Linked DNA regions of Homo sapiens: region 1 is linked to region 2. Evidence: chromatin contacts called from ENCODE Hi-C or POLR2A ChIA-PET data. All regions are on one chromosome and are shown on one strand. Each heading gives the region's core, a stretch centred on a gene start or an enhancer-like site at or near the end of the contact. The rest is flanking DNA. Distances are from core to core; before and after follow the strand shown.

Region 1 (7,263 bases), core at 773-3,272, 110 kb before region 2:
CAGTGAAAATGGAGTACAGAACAGTATTAAAGAGATAATTTTAACTAAATTTCTCAGAGCTGAAGGAAAAAGGATTCCCAGATTAAAAGGGACTCCTGAGGGTTTAGCAAAATTGACTATAACGGACTCATGCAACAAAGTACATCATCATGAAATTTTAAAACAACAGGAAAATAGAAAATATCCCACAAGCTTCCTGAATGGGGAGAAAAACAGGTAAGAATCATAATGGCTTCAGCCTTCTCAACAGCAACACCAGAAGTTAAAGACAATGAAGAATTGCTCTCAAAATTCTGAAAGAAAATGATTTCCAACCTAGCATCTCAAGAAACTGACCTCTTGGGGTCTGGGTGCGGTGGCTAATGCCTGTTATCTCAGCACTTTGGGAGGCCGTGGCAGGCAGATCATGAGGTCAGGAGTTCGAGACCAGCTTGGCCAATATGGTGAAACCCCATCTCTTCTAAAAATACAAAATTAGCCAGGCATGGTGGCGCATGCCTATAATCTCAGCTACTTGGGAGACTGAGGCAGGAGAATTGCTTGAATCCGGGAGGCAGAGGTTGCCGTGAGCCAAGTCGTGCCACTGCACTCCAGCCTGGGCGACAGAGCGAGACTCTGTCTCAAAAAAAAAAAAAAAAAAAAAAAAAAAAGAAATTGACCTCTCATTATAGCCTTCTCAGGAAGGATGCATTTTATCAAAATGAAGAAATTAAGTAATTAAGAAATCAGAGAATCCAAAACAAGAACCATCACTGAGAAGAAATGCACACAACTCTAGGAAAGTTTGGGTCTGGATACAGAGTAAGAACACAGAGAACACCACACAAATGAAACAACAAGATAGTGAATAACACCAGAGTAAAGAATGGTAATGGCAGGATACTGTGGAGATCAGCTGTGAATAGTGTTTACATAATGAAAATGATTATATGACAGGTACTGTTATGTTTAAGGTACTGATTTAAATGCTTTATGTGCATTCATATAATTAAATAATATGTTCATTATTTACTACTACTTACTGATTAGAAAACTGAGGCACAGAAAGGTTAAATAACTTGTCCAAAGGTAGAGCTAGTAATGGGTAGGGCTAGGATGAAACCTAGGAAGCCTGTTTCCAGACATTGTGCACTTTACCTCTATATTCTATTGCTTCTAATTTTGTCTAAATAATATAAATATTGAATATTGAGCTAAACAAATTATACTGCAATGATTCTGGGAAGCTATAAGAACAGAGAAATATGCAAGTGTATAGTGGCATTGGGTAACTGCTAAATCATCTTTCGTAGAAGGAAGTTAACTCATGACGTCCATCTGAAAAATTAAGAAATAGCACAATAAGTATGTTATTTGGAATATGGCAATAAATGCTAAAAGATTCAGATAAAAGAGTTTGAACTAGTTGCCTCTAGAGAGTTAGACATAGGGATGGGAGCCTGGGGAACTACTGTTTTCCATAATAAGCCTTGGAAAACTAATTGACTTTTTACATTATAAGTAAATACAGCTTTGATAAAAATAAAAACTAAATTAGAATAGAAAATACACAGACAAGCAAGCAGCCTGACAAAACTAATTTTCAGTAAAAATCCCATCATAATCAGTAGGCTAATCTTTAAACTTTCTAAATTATTAAAACCTTTAAATGAAATGAATACTTTTTATCAAAATTATCAAAAGATACCTAGGAAACACTTCTTGAGAACAAAGAAAAGTTCTTTAGTATGTTTTTCCCCTTCTATTTCCACTCTAAAGTTAGCAGACAACTTCAGATTTCATTATCAATAAGATCTGTAGAACTGGCATGTGGTATATTTGTTCATTTTCATATCACCTAAATAGTCAGTCGAAAATTAGGTCACTTTCAAAAACCAAGTCAGCAGACTTTTAGAGGGCCATTTCTAGGCCTTTTAGAGAGTAATCTCCCAGCTTTTCCTGTTCTTTGTTCTTGCTCACAGTAAATCTCAGAACCAAATGTCTGATTTTGATTTGTAAGTGCTGTTAGCCAATCTTTTCATTGCTGCTTTCTCCAACATTCTTAGAATAAGAACACTGGTTTCCTAGAAAAGCTACAGCAATTACACACGACTTGGAAGTAAACACTCTATTTTCAAGTCATGAGATGGAATGAGCCTGAAAAAATTTGCAAAACCATACTAATTCTTCAGTAAGTTTACATTTCAATTACTGCAAGACTGAAAGTCTTTAAGTAGGCCATATCAGCCACACTATGCAGGAAATTATATCCTAGGAAAGCTCTGTTTTAAAAATAGGCAAAGGAAGAAAGGAAGGTTGCCAAAATACACAGTACTTTCCATTTGTTTTGATTTGAGCACAGCATCTGTTTTATCAGGTGCAATCTACCATTTGCAGGCTTAAGGGGAATGGTAGTAGTTGGGGGTGGGAAGAAGTAAATTAACCGAAAATGTTTGCTTTCTGAAAATAATTTTGAAGTAGATAGCAGTGAAATTTAGGTCATAACCAAATACCACAAAGAAACTGGGTTTTGGGATAAATGTTAAGACTGGACTGTATTCTCCCTAACCCAGCAGAATCAAAGCTGGTAAACTAGATCAATCCACTTAAGAAATGTACAAGCTATTAAGCACAATATTTGATATTTACTTAAAAGTCAACTTTTCTCATTTATTTATTCAAGAAATATTGAGTACCTATTATGCAGCAGGTACTGTTCTAGGTACAGGAATATAGCAATTAATAAAACAACAAAACATTCCCCATGGAGCTTATTCTGGTGGGGAACATAAACATATTCAAATAAAGAATATAACATCAGATACTATAAGGTGCTATTAAAAACATAACAGGGCAATATAAAAAGGTTAATTTTACTAAGAAAATACCATGTATAAAACAAAGAAAATTTGGATAGGATTACTGTATAGGAAAACTTTATGAGGACAGAGTTCTGATAAAACTGTTAACAGTCAGTTTAACAATGAGAACACGTGGACACAGGGAGGGGAACATCACATACTGGGGCCTGTTGGAGGGTCAGGGGCAAGGAGAGGGAGAGCATTAGGACAAATACCTAATGCATGCGGGGCTTAAAACCTAGGTGACAGGTTGATGGGTGCAAACCACCATGTCACACATGTATATCTATGTAACAAACCTACACGTTCCGCACATGTATCCGAGAACTTAAAGTATAATTAAAAAAAAAAAGTCGGTTTAAATTAGATGGCTAAGTTTAGGACTTAGCCTTGCACTGGGTGCAAGCAAATAATGTTCAAAATTTTTGTCAGAGTGAAATTAGATTGGAAATACTTAGAAGATTGTCAAGATTTAAGGGATTTTATTTTTTTTTAAAGGAGGAACTTTACAGAATTTTCAAAACCTTCTATTTCATTTTGAACCTCTTTGTTCACATGTGATTTCAATGCTGGTGGGTCCCGCCCTGGTAAGCTGCCTGATTGTCCTTCTTGGAAAATATCTATATGGCCGTGGCCCCCGAACGTCCAGCTTTGAATTAATCAGATGCATATTCACTGGCTGGTTGTGAAGGCTGTTTCAACTTTTACGTGAAGCTAGAATCTTCACCTGTGTTTCTAAAGGTAGCATGGTAGAATAGAATGAATAAAATACTAGAAACAGAAGATCTCTGATCTGGTACCAATTCTGTCTTTACAATCCATGTGACTCCAGGTAAATTCACTTCTCTAAGCCTGTAATACTGGAATATTTTCTATGCCTACTTCATAAGACTGCAGTTAGAACAACTGAGATATTATTGGAGTAGGCAGAAAAATGCCCTCTCTCCCCTAAAGATGTCTGTGTCTTAATCTCTGGAAACTGAGTATGTTAGGTTACACCGTAAAGGAGAAATAAGGTTGCAGATGAAATTAGGGTTGCTAATCAGCTGACCTTGAAATGGGAAGTTTATCCTGGATTAATCAGGTGGGCCCAATGTAATCACAAGAGTCCTTATAAGTGGAAGAGGAGGCAGAAGAGAGAGAACCAGAGAGATGGCAGCATGAAGAGGTCTCAGCCCAACATTGCTGGGTTTGAGGATGGAAGAATAAAGCCATAAACCAAGGAATGCGGGCAGCCTGTAGAAGCTGGAGTAGACAGGGAAACAGACTTTCCCCTAAACCCTCCAGAAGGGGTGAGGCCTGTGAACTCATTTTAGGTTTCTGACCTCTAGGACTGTAAGAGAATAAATTTACGTTGTTCTAAGCCAATAAGAGTGTGATAATTTGTTTCAAAAAATTATCCAGGGTAGCAAATTAAAACAATAATAAACAAAAGTACTTTGAAACTCGTAGGAAATCATATAAATGGAAAATATTACTATTCCAAGGTGACATCTCAACTTAGTCTCTCTAGCAGCCTCCCCCTGATCCCACTACCCCACCCGATGGTCTCACTCTGTCTGTCATCCAGGCTGGAGTGCAGTGGTGCAATCAGGACTTACTGCAGCCTCGACCTCCCAGGCTCAGGTGATCCTCCCACCTCAGCCTCCTGAGTGGCTGGAACTACAGGCACACACCACCATGCCCTGCTAATTTTTGTGTTTTTTGTAGAGATGGGGTTTTACCATGTTGCCCAGGTTGGTGTCAAACTCCTGGGCTCAAGAGATCAGCCTGCTTCAGCCTCCCAAAGTGCTGGGATTACAGGTGTGAGCCACTGCACCAGGCCTCTCTAGCAGCCTTGATGGAAGGCAATATGGTTGCTGGGAGGGTCTTCAGAGATGACACATTTCCCTGTCAAAGGCAGATGCCTTGTCCTTATTTCAGTGCCTGGCCATTTATTTTGCTTTTAGTTCTCATTTTATTTGTGAAGTAGAGTTGATTACCATGTAATTATCAAACCAGCTCCAGCCACCTGCCTTTTACCTTCCCTAATTTCTCCTCAATTACTCATTATTCTGGTCTTCTCAAATGGATGGTTAAGAAAATCTTTTTTCCGGGTACTAGGCTTAATACCTGGGTGATGAAAGAGTCTGTACCACACACCCCCATGACACAAATTTACCTAACAAACCTGCACAAACCCTAAACTTACAATCAAAGTTAAATAAAAAGAAATGCTTTCCAGAGACATGGTATTACTGCAAAATTATGTACAGATAATTCCAGCTTTATTAATGAGTATTCTCTGAAAACAACTGTGCAAAGCTGTATGTATGCTCACTATGTAACTAAATACACACATATACATATATCTCAATACATATCATGTTTATAGTTTTCTCATCAGTTTGAATGCTGATGGATTATCTTCCATAGCCTAAATTATCTTCACACTTGATCTTAGCCAAAATGCCAAGAAGCAATTATCTTTATAAAGTTGAATAAAAATTTCAGGGTTAGACCATCCTTATCAATCCCCAATTTTTAATCTAGTAATGAAAATCTGAGTGTTGTATCAGGGGTAATAAAACACACAAATTCTTTTTTTTAAGTCTTTTTTTGTTGTTGTTTTTAAGTCTCTAAAAATTAATATTAACAAAATTGAATTGATGCACATCATTTATAAATGCATTAATCTTTCTGATTTTTATTTTATTATTATTGTTAGTATTTTTTTTGAGACAGGGTTTCATTCTGTTGTCCAGGTTGGAGTGCAGTGGCGGGATCATGTCTCACTGTAGTCTCGACTCCCAGGCTCAGGTGATTCTCCCACCTCAGCCTTTCCAGTAGCTAGGACTACAGGCATATGCCACCATACCCGGCTAATTTTTATATTTTTTGTAGAGACGGGGTTTCACCATGTTGGCCAGGCTGGTCTCAAACTCCTGGCCTCAAGTGATCCACCTGCCTTGGCCTCCCAAAGTGTTGAGATTACAGTTGTGAGCCACTGCACGTGGCCAAGCCTATTTTTTATTACAGTTTATTAACTATTTTTATATTTCTTATGCTATCCCTTTACCTTTGACGTTTATTTTAGGGATGGTATTTCTGTGCTTACTGATAATATTCTCAAGTTATTAGAGCTTCTCATCTAAACATTTAAAATTTGTACTTAGCTTTCTTTTCCTAAAAAAAAAAAAGCAGATTTGGGAGAAAAGATTGGAGAATACCGTAAGCACAAATATATATACAATGCACACACACACACAGCAGCACACCAAATTATTATATATCCCGGGCTTCTTGAATGCTTTCTAGGTGAAATGGGCCCAATGTTGAGAGACATAATACCCTGTACTTCAACTGTACATTGAATTAGACTCAAAAAAAGATCTAATTTAATAACAATATAAAAAACATTCCAAATAGGGAAATGGTTCCCATTTATTAAGCACTGGCCAGAAGCAGATTCTTCAACTCATATTTTCATGGTGTTTGGAAATGATGGCCAACTCTTAATTTTATCTTTCAAAAGAGAATTCCAATTAAAATATTACACAGTAGGGCAGAGTGTTGTCTATGGAATTGTACAAGGCTGTAAAAGCACTACTGTGTTACTGTAAGTATATTAATAATACAATAATGAAAACAATAGGCAAAAGTACATTATTTGACAGTAATTTCATGTTACTGAATATAGCAATAAAAAATTTGGGAGTTGGGCACTGTGGCTCATGCCTATAATCCCAGTACTTTGAGAGGCTGAAGTAGGTGGATAACCTGAGGCCAGGAGTCCAAGATCAACCTGGACAACATAGTAAGACTCTGTCTCTATAAAAAATAATAAAAAAAAAAATTAGCTGGGCATGGTGGTGCACGGCTGTAGTCCCAGCTACTGAGAAGGCTGAGGTAGGAGGATCGCTTGAGCCCATGAGGTCCAGGCTACAGTGAACTATGATGGTGCCACTGCACTCCAGCTTGGGTGATAACAGCAAGACCCTGTCTCAAAAAAAAAAAAAAAAAAAAAATTCTGGGTTGTATTTCAGGTTTAGGGGCTTTTTTCATTTCTTTATTTCTAGTGATTAGTATTTCATTTTATAAAAGTATTAGTCGGCAGGGCACAGTGGCTCACGCCTGTAATCCCAGCACTTTGGGAGGCCGAGGCGGGTGGATCACGAGGTTGGGAGATCGAGACCGTCCTGGCTAATACGGTGAAACCCCATCTGTATTAAAAATACAAAAAAATTAGCAGGGCGTGGTGGCGGGCGCCTGTAGTCCCAGCTACTTGGGAGGCTGAGGCAGGAGAATGGCGTGAACCCGGGAGGTAGAGCTTCCAGTGAGCCAAGATCGCGCCAGTGCACTCCGGCCTGGGTGACAGAGCAAGACTCCGTCTCAAAAAAAAAAAAAAACAAACAAGGATTAGTCTATGACTTACTCGAAAAAC
Region 2 (7,386 bases), core at 1,025-3,524:
AGTCAAGGGATTAGTAGAAGAGAATTTGGACCAGAGTTCTAAGAATATTAAGATACTTGATTAAAAATATTTTGGGGATATATGCCCTCCTGAAAAACTTTGTTTCTATACATGAAATATTTTGATTGATTTGTTGGATTACATGCTTTTCAGAGGACTGAAAAGGATGGAATTCAACATGTAGTGGGAGTTCCCAGGGGCCCATTTAGAGCAGTTTGCCTACAAAATTGAAAACAGCTGGCAGTTTTATATAAGGCAACTAGCAACCTATACTCTTAAGAATGTAATTTGGTGAGTGGGATTTATGTAATAACTGATGAATTTGCATGTTTTTCTCAAATGACTTTATTTGTATTTTTCGTTTGCTCCTAGGATATCACTGAAAATTAGGATTCAGGCATTTTTGCATTTTTACAATTGCATCATGCCCATGGTCACAAAGCAGATCATTGATGACTTGGTATCTGGATGTTGATCTCCCTACTCTTTTATCCTTACATATGTTGAATTATTGTCACCAAGTCACTTTACTGGTTCCTTAATCTACACTGATTTTAGAAATCTTCATCTGTAATTCTTAAGATAATTTGCTAAGTATTATACAGTGTACACTGAAAAAGTGGACTTGGAAATAAAATTGCCCAAGCAAAATTTTTTCTCTCAACTTGCCGATATGCATTTTTGGGTATGTTTTGCTGTTTTAATTTATTACAGGTTTTTTGTTTGTTTGTTTGTTTTCGGGGGGACTGAGTTTTGCTCTTGTTGACCAGGTTGGAGTGCAGTGGCACGATCCCGGCTCACTGCAACCTCCAGCTCCCAGGTTCAAGTGATTCTCCTGCTGCCTCCTGAGTAGCTGGGATTACAGGCATGCTCCACCATGCCCAGCTAATTTTTTGTATTTTTAGTAGAGACTAAAAATACATTTAGTTTCATCATGTTGGCCAGGCTGGTCTCGAACTCCCGACCTCAGGTGATCTGCCTCCTAAAGTGCAGGGATTACAGGCGTGAGGCACCGTGCCCAGCCTATTTATTACAGTTCTATGTTTGGTCTTTGGCAAAATTTGACCATGATTATTAAAATCCATCTTCCTTATAATTTTGGTTTCTAACCTATTAGCAGTGGTTGTGTTTCTCCACTTCAAATTGCCCAGCTTGAGTGTTCTAGAGAAAACAGATAAAAGCCTTATAGTTATTTTAAACATTCAGATTACTACTGTAAACTCTGTTAACTTTTTTTTTTTAAATAGAGGTTCAGGAAAATCTCAAGAAACTGAAATTTAGAATATTGGACTACCTATAAAAAAGCAGTATAAAGGGTGCCTGAAATCGAACTGCTCACTGACATTTGTAGGGAGGTTTGATTTATAACAAATAAGTTGATCAAAGAAGAGTGATTGTTCCAAGTTAGAGATCTTTGTGTGGGTTAGGGAGTCCGATTGTAATTGGATGGGAAATAAATATTTTTTTTCTTGAATTGTGATTGGCTAAAATCCTTTTCTTTCCATGGTATTTTCTAATAACTGAATCTGGGGATTTTCTCTGCTTTTATTATCTGACCAGTGTGTTTGAGCTGTGTACCAGTACTAAAAGTACTAAGACTGTCGCAGACACGGTTTGTGAAATTTCAGGACGTTGACAAGGGCCCGCCACGGAGCATTTGCTGTTCTTATAATAAAGCAGTGACGAATTTAAATCTGTGAATAGCTTAAACATGTAATTAGTATCACCACAAATGAGAAGAATGAAAGGATCACATTTTCCCCCTCGTTTTCCCTTGAAGTCATGAACGGTTGGTTCTGCTGTGACTTTGGGGCTTAGTTTTCAGTAGAAGTGTTGTCCTGCTCTGCTGCTGTTACTGCGGGACTGCTAATTCAGGCTAACTCAGGCGGCGGGCGCTGTGTGCTCTGAACATCAAACCGCGGGTGAGGCGTCAACCCAGGAGTTTATTTTGTGATCAGAGTGGAACCACTACACTTCACTTTCCCCTCACCTCCACCTCTGAGGGAGCAACGAATACAAAGGTAGACCCCCAAAAGCTTTGAATAGCTGTCGCCTACTTTCCCGCGGCCCTCTTCATTTTTTCGTCTCCCGCTGCCGCCGCCGCCGCCGCCTCTGGATCTGGACGGACCCAGTGGCCGCTGCCGCCTCCGCAGGGCCGGGCACTACTTTCCGTCTGCGGTGGTTCCGCCGACCCTCCCGCGGCTGCTGCCCCGCCCGCGCCGGCGGAAGGAGACGCGCTGCGCGCCGCCGCTGCCCGGGGAGGGAGACGGAGCAGTACTGGCCGCGGCGCGGTGGCGGCGGCTGGGCTGCCTCGGGGTCTTCGACGGCCGCGTTGGGTTTTGTTTCAGTTTTCTTGTGTGGCGCTGCAGCACAAGGCTGCGAATCTGGGAGTCCAAAGGAGTGTTTGCGGGGAGGGCCCGAGGTCGCTGTGTCCGGGGCAGAGCGGCCGGTTCGTCCCGAGTCTGCGCTCTTTCGGGTCCGCTGCTGTGTCCCGGTCCGCTCTCCTCAGCATGAGCGGCCGGTAGGAGTGAGGTTTCATCGGTTCCCTCGCACTGGAGGAGGCAGCGGCCGCTTCGGCAGCGACAGCTATGGCGGTAGAGACGCGGGCAGAGCTGGTGGGTAAGCGGTTCCTGTGTGTGGCGGTCGGCGACGAGGCACGTTCGGAGCGCTGGGAGAGCGGACGCGGCTGGCGAAGCTGGCGAGCGGGGGTCATCCGAGCCGTGTCACACAGGGACAGCCGCAATCCGGACCTGGCGGTAAGAGAGTCAGCGCCCCCCTTTTCCCCTGCCGCGCCCGCACCCGGCTCTCGCAGACGTACCTTGCAGGCTTCCCTCTGGCGCCTCGCTCAGCCCGGCCAACTGGCGGTCACGCCCCTCTGCTGAACCCTTGGCGCGTTTGCCCGCATCCCTTGCCTGGGTCCCTGCGTCTCTCCGAGCGGCTTCCCCTGTGGAGGTGGTGTCGGAGCAGGACTCCCGGGATAGCCGCGGAGGCTGCCCTGGCCCCCATCCCGGAGGGGTCGACCGCGGCTCCCCGCTGTGGCGCCTGGGCGGCCACGGAGACCTCCCCGAAAGGCGGAGCCGCGAGTCCGGCGCCGCGCGGGCAGGTGGGGGTAGGGGGCGGACCACTCATGGCGACAGGCGGCCAGCTTCCCTGGTATCTCTTTTCTTGGAAAAGTCTTCATAGTGCTGTAGCTCGAGACTTAAAACTTATCCTGTAAGGTTGCTGAAGGGGAGGGAGAAAAGAAAAGAGACCTTCCCACACAGTCCGGGGATTCCTATGTGTTTTAGAGGCAGAGGCCGTGGTGGTGGCTGTGCCCGGATTCATCCTCTCCTTAATAGATGCTTGGCTTTCTAACCGTAAAGGATAAAAGTGAAAAATTTTGGTATGGAGGGTAATCTCTCTTTCTGTCCCCAATGTGCTTTTCTTGTTAGAAAGGTATAGTTCTTTGGAGTCAAGCTGTTTCTGGGTTTTATACGATTTTAAATAAGACGAAAAATGTTGTCAATTAAAATGTTAAATGCCATGCAGAATTGATTATCTTTTTTTTTTTTTGGTTTCTTACATGTGACGCTGCCAGTGCTTTCTTTGAGTAGCGTAGGTATGTGCATGATATTGAGCTGTAATATGCTCTGTTGTGTTCCAAGTACATTCTCACTGAGGGACAGCTTGAAGGTAAGGGGCGGAGTAGAGACAAGACATGGACTAGACTTCCAAAGGTTGATTTATGAATACGTAATCTGTGAAATTTATTTGTAATGCCCTGAGCCATTTACTTTTTCAATGAAAACTTCAAATTTAGGAAATTTTTTTCCCTTTGTGTGCATGAAAGCTTACAATTCCAAATTCATTGTAATATTTGTACAGGTATCTACCTAATATTTTTTACCTACCTATTTTAATAGTTTCTGAGTGTGTTTTTGTAAACTCGGGTTTTCCTCACTGTAGTCAATGATATGGTTAATGCGGCATGTATTAATATTGACTCGATATCGCAAAATAGGTGTGTTTTGCTGATAGGTATTTCTAACAGAAAATAGAGGTAGTTTTGAAGGTTTTGGCTGGTTATTTTCGTATAGAAATGTATAATCTTCCTTAAAAAGTATTGGTGATGTTAGTGGTTCTAAAAATTATGGCAGTTCAATTCAGTAACTATTTTTGTTTGTGTAAAAGGCTGAGGTAAGAGGATTGCTAGAGCCCAGGACTTATTAAGAGTCCAGCCTGGGCAACATAGGTGAGACCCCCTCATCTGTAAAAAAGGAAAAAAAAAATTTGTATATATAAATAACTTAATTGCTCTCTTAGTTGGGAATTTAAGTGATTAAAGAGTTAAGTTTGCATATGTTAGTAAGGTATTAAGCTGGATATTAAAAAATAAATTATCTATGGATGGTAGAGATTGACTGGAAAGAATAGGAGTTTCTTCAGGTGATAGAAATGTTTCCTATCCTGATTGTTGGTTACACAGATATATATATTTGTCAAAACTCGTTGAATTGATACTATCTTTGCGTTTCACCATATCTAAATTTTACCAAAAAAAGAAAAATGTATGTTGAACCATACCTATGTGAACCCTTGATGAGTTTTTTTAATCTGTCTTTATTTGAAAATTTGAATATTAATTTAGTTTTTTTAGCCTAGAATCTACCATTTTAGATTTATTCCCAGATTTTCTTACATTCACATTTCTTAAACGAAACTTGGAACAGTTTAGCATTAACATAATGTAATATTCCTGTTCGACTTTGATTACTGCAGAGTAGATTTTAAGTTACATGAAATTAGGCTAGGCACAGTGGCTCACGCCTGTAAACCCAACACTTTGGGAGACTGAGATGGGAAGATACTTGAGCGCAGGAGTTTTGAGACTAGCCTGGGCAACATGGCGAAACCCTGTCCCTACAAAAAATACAGAAATTAGCCGGGCATAGTAGTACAATGCCTGTGGTTCCATCTACTGGGGCGGCTGAGGTGGGAGGATCACCTGAGCTCAGTGAGGTTGAGACTGCAGTGAGCCAAGATTATGCCACTGCACTCTAGCCTGGGCGACAGAGTGAGATCCTGTCTCTAAATAAATAAATAAATATGTAAAAAGAAAGTATATGGAAAATGTTGAATAGGCTAGTTTGTGATTTTTTTTTTAAAGCTACAAATATGTATAATTAAAAACCTGTTAAGTCTACTAGAAGTCCTGGCTGGATACACCAGGCAGGACATGTGCCACAAACCTGTGGCACATGATTTGGAAGGATAATGATAAGAACTTCAAAGTAGTTGAGGGAATATTGTGTCTCAAAGATAATCAGTTATTCTTATTTTGGGTCTTATGTATGAGGAATTGCCACGTGAATTAAATTTCTATAATTGTTTAATTAACGTAATCTTGGTGGTTTAAATGTTATACGCTTATTATTTTGTAGTTCTGGAGATCACAAATAAGACCTGGATCTTGCTGGGCTAAAATCAAAGTGTGGCAAGACTGTTTATTCTAGGAGAGATCCATTTTCTTTCCTTTTCTAGTTTTTAGAAGCTGTCCACATTCCTTGGCTCATGGCCCCCTTCCTCCATCTTAAAAGCCAACCAAGTTGTATCTCTCTGACCGTTTTTCCCTAGTCATCTCCTTCTAACTCTCCTGCTTCCCCATTACACTTGTAAGTGCCCTGTTGATTACTTTGGGCCAATTGACATAATCCAGGATAATCTTGCCATCTATTAACAACCATAATTCCTTGTAAACTTTAATTCTCCTTTGCCATGTAATGTAACAGTTACAGGTTCCTGGGATTAGGACATGGATATCTTTGGGATTAAATTATTTTTTACCACACCGTGGTAGCAAACATATTTCTTGTACAATATGAACATATATAATTTAATACAAATAAAGTAAGATTAAAATTTTATTTTTTCAGCCAGGGGTTATAGTGATATTACTTTCTAATCTTTTAAGTAATAAGTTTAATTAATAGAGTTTTCATTAGGTTATGTTGGATAATTTCAAATAGTTTGTCAACTTTTAAAAATATGGCGTGAGAACCTTTTGGGTTATCTGTATTGGAATTATCTTTGCTAACAAAATATCTAAGCCTTTTTTATGCAGGAGGACCAAGTTGTTGAAGAAGTTGAAATATATACAGCACATTGTGAACCTTTTTCATTTTGAGTTTCTTTTTTAGCCCCATTACTGAGTTTTGTCTTGGGATACATTTTTGACATTACTGCTGTTCTACTTTTTGAGGAATTTTTCTAGAAAATTGATAGTTTAAGGAAAACTGGCAGTTGAGAAGTACTGTTGCATAATATTTGTCTCCTTGAATAATATTGTAATATTAATTAAATAGCAGACATCAATTTACTCTCCTCTTGTTTAACTTCGCTTCCATTTATGATCTCAGTGATTTATTTATTTGCTTATCTATCCATCCATTCATCCATACACCCATCTATCTACCTTTCTTTGATGCTTAGGTTGATTGTATTTCTGTTTTCAAGCCAGTTCTGTCTAAAGTGTAAGTATTTAATAAAATATGTCTGGTTTTTTCAATAGAGAAAAGGACAATAAAAAATCATACTGTGTATTAAAGGCCAAACCCATAAATTTGCTTGTATTTAGGGGATATCCTGGGAATGAAGAGTTTAAACTGTTGAAATGTGTATCAGCTGATGTTATTTTGCAAAACTTCTGTCTTAAATATGAATAATATTCATGTTTAGGAAATTTAAAGTGATTTATGATTTCGCATATAAATAAAACCCCTTTTTGTTTTTGGGTCTACACATTTCTGCTTAGTTTTCTCATTTAAGTTTCTTATTTAGTTGGTAGCATTACATTTCCTTGTATGTTTCTTTATGTCAGTCTGACATTTATATTGTCTTGCATCATTATTAAAAATGCTGATTTCTGGTCTGTTTACAAAATGTTGAATGTATGAATGAATGAATGATTTTTACTTCATTGGTCAATACGATCTTGATAGGTTTACTATAGCAAAATTGGTTTTTTTGGTAGGTAGAAAGACTTCTATGTCTGATGTAAGTATGCCAACTATTTTTCACACTCGAATTTGTTATTGCTATTGCTGGTAAAGACTTGAATATAGGAAAATGACGAAATTGCCCCAATGGTGGGACATAAACTCGTGCAGTTACTACCACTAGCTAGTTTTAAAAGAAGGTGATGATCGCCCAGTAAATGTTGTTAATTGTGTTTCTGTGTAAAATTAAAGGGGCTGTTGTTTTATATGATCTTTTGACCCATCATCTATATGTTCTGGCACATATTTTAAATAGGGTATTCCAATAATTTCCAATAATTTTAAATAGGGAATTCAGTAAGTTCCAGTAATTTTAAATAGGGAATGTTTTCATTCATTAGAATAATTGAAC

What was found. A loop is a pair of places that touch in the nucleus more often than their neighbours do. ChIA-PET counts read pairs that join two places held with the same protein, here RNA polymerase II (POLR2A). Pooled maps may share reads with other maps.
Region 1: a loop to region 2 is called in a map of endothelial cell of umbilical vein, with 1.9 times the contacts of the local background. The contact joins the enhancer-like site here to the promoter of JMJD1C in region 2. A Hi-C loop is called at or near these places in 2 of 168 maps with a recorded cell type or tissue (ascending aorta and endothelial cell of umbilical vein) and 5 of 50 pooled maps. POLR2A ChIA-PET finds 5 or more read pairs at or near these places in 6 of 52 experiments (A549, H1, HCT116 and 3 more).

Annotation. Positions count from the first base shown.
Region 1 is chr10:63,568,235-63,575,497 of GRCh38, reverse strand. All of the region lies in intron 2 of REEP3 (receptor accessory protein 3), which reads right to left. Among named protein-coding and RNA genes, the nearest start is that of REEP3, 50 kb to the right of the region's middle. Within about 2 kb of position 2,022, at least 3 of the 41 ENCODE cell types and tissues checked have a DNase peak (open chromatin) inside an H3K27ac peak, as active enhancers do; they include endothelial cell of umbilical vein, where a contact is called at or near this core.
Region 2 is chr10:63,460,865-63,468,250 of GRCh38, reverse strand. JMJD1C (jumonji domain containing 1C) reads left to right here and starts at 2,274. Exons shown (of 26, transcript NM_032776.3): 1 at 2,274-2,756. The coding sequence starts at 2,589. It overlaps JMJD1C-AS1 (JMJD1C antisense RNA 1), which reads right to left and starts at 3,022. Exons shown (of 1, transcript NR_027182.1): 1 at 1,688-3,022. RefSeq lists enhancers at 1,812-1,861, 2,312-2,481, 2,562-2,631, 2,253-3,042 and silencers at 2,132-2,281, 2,822-3,161.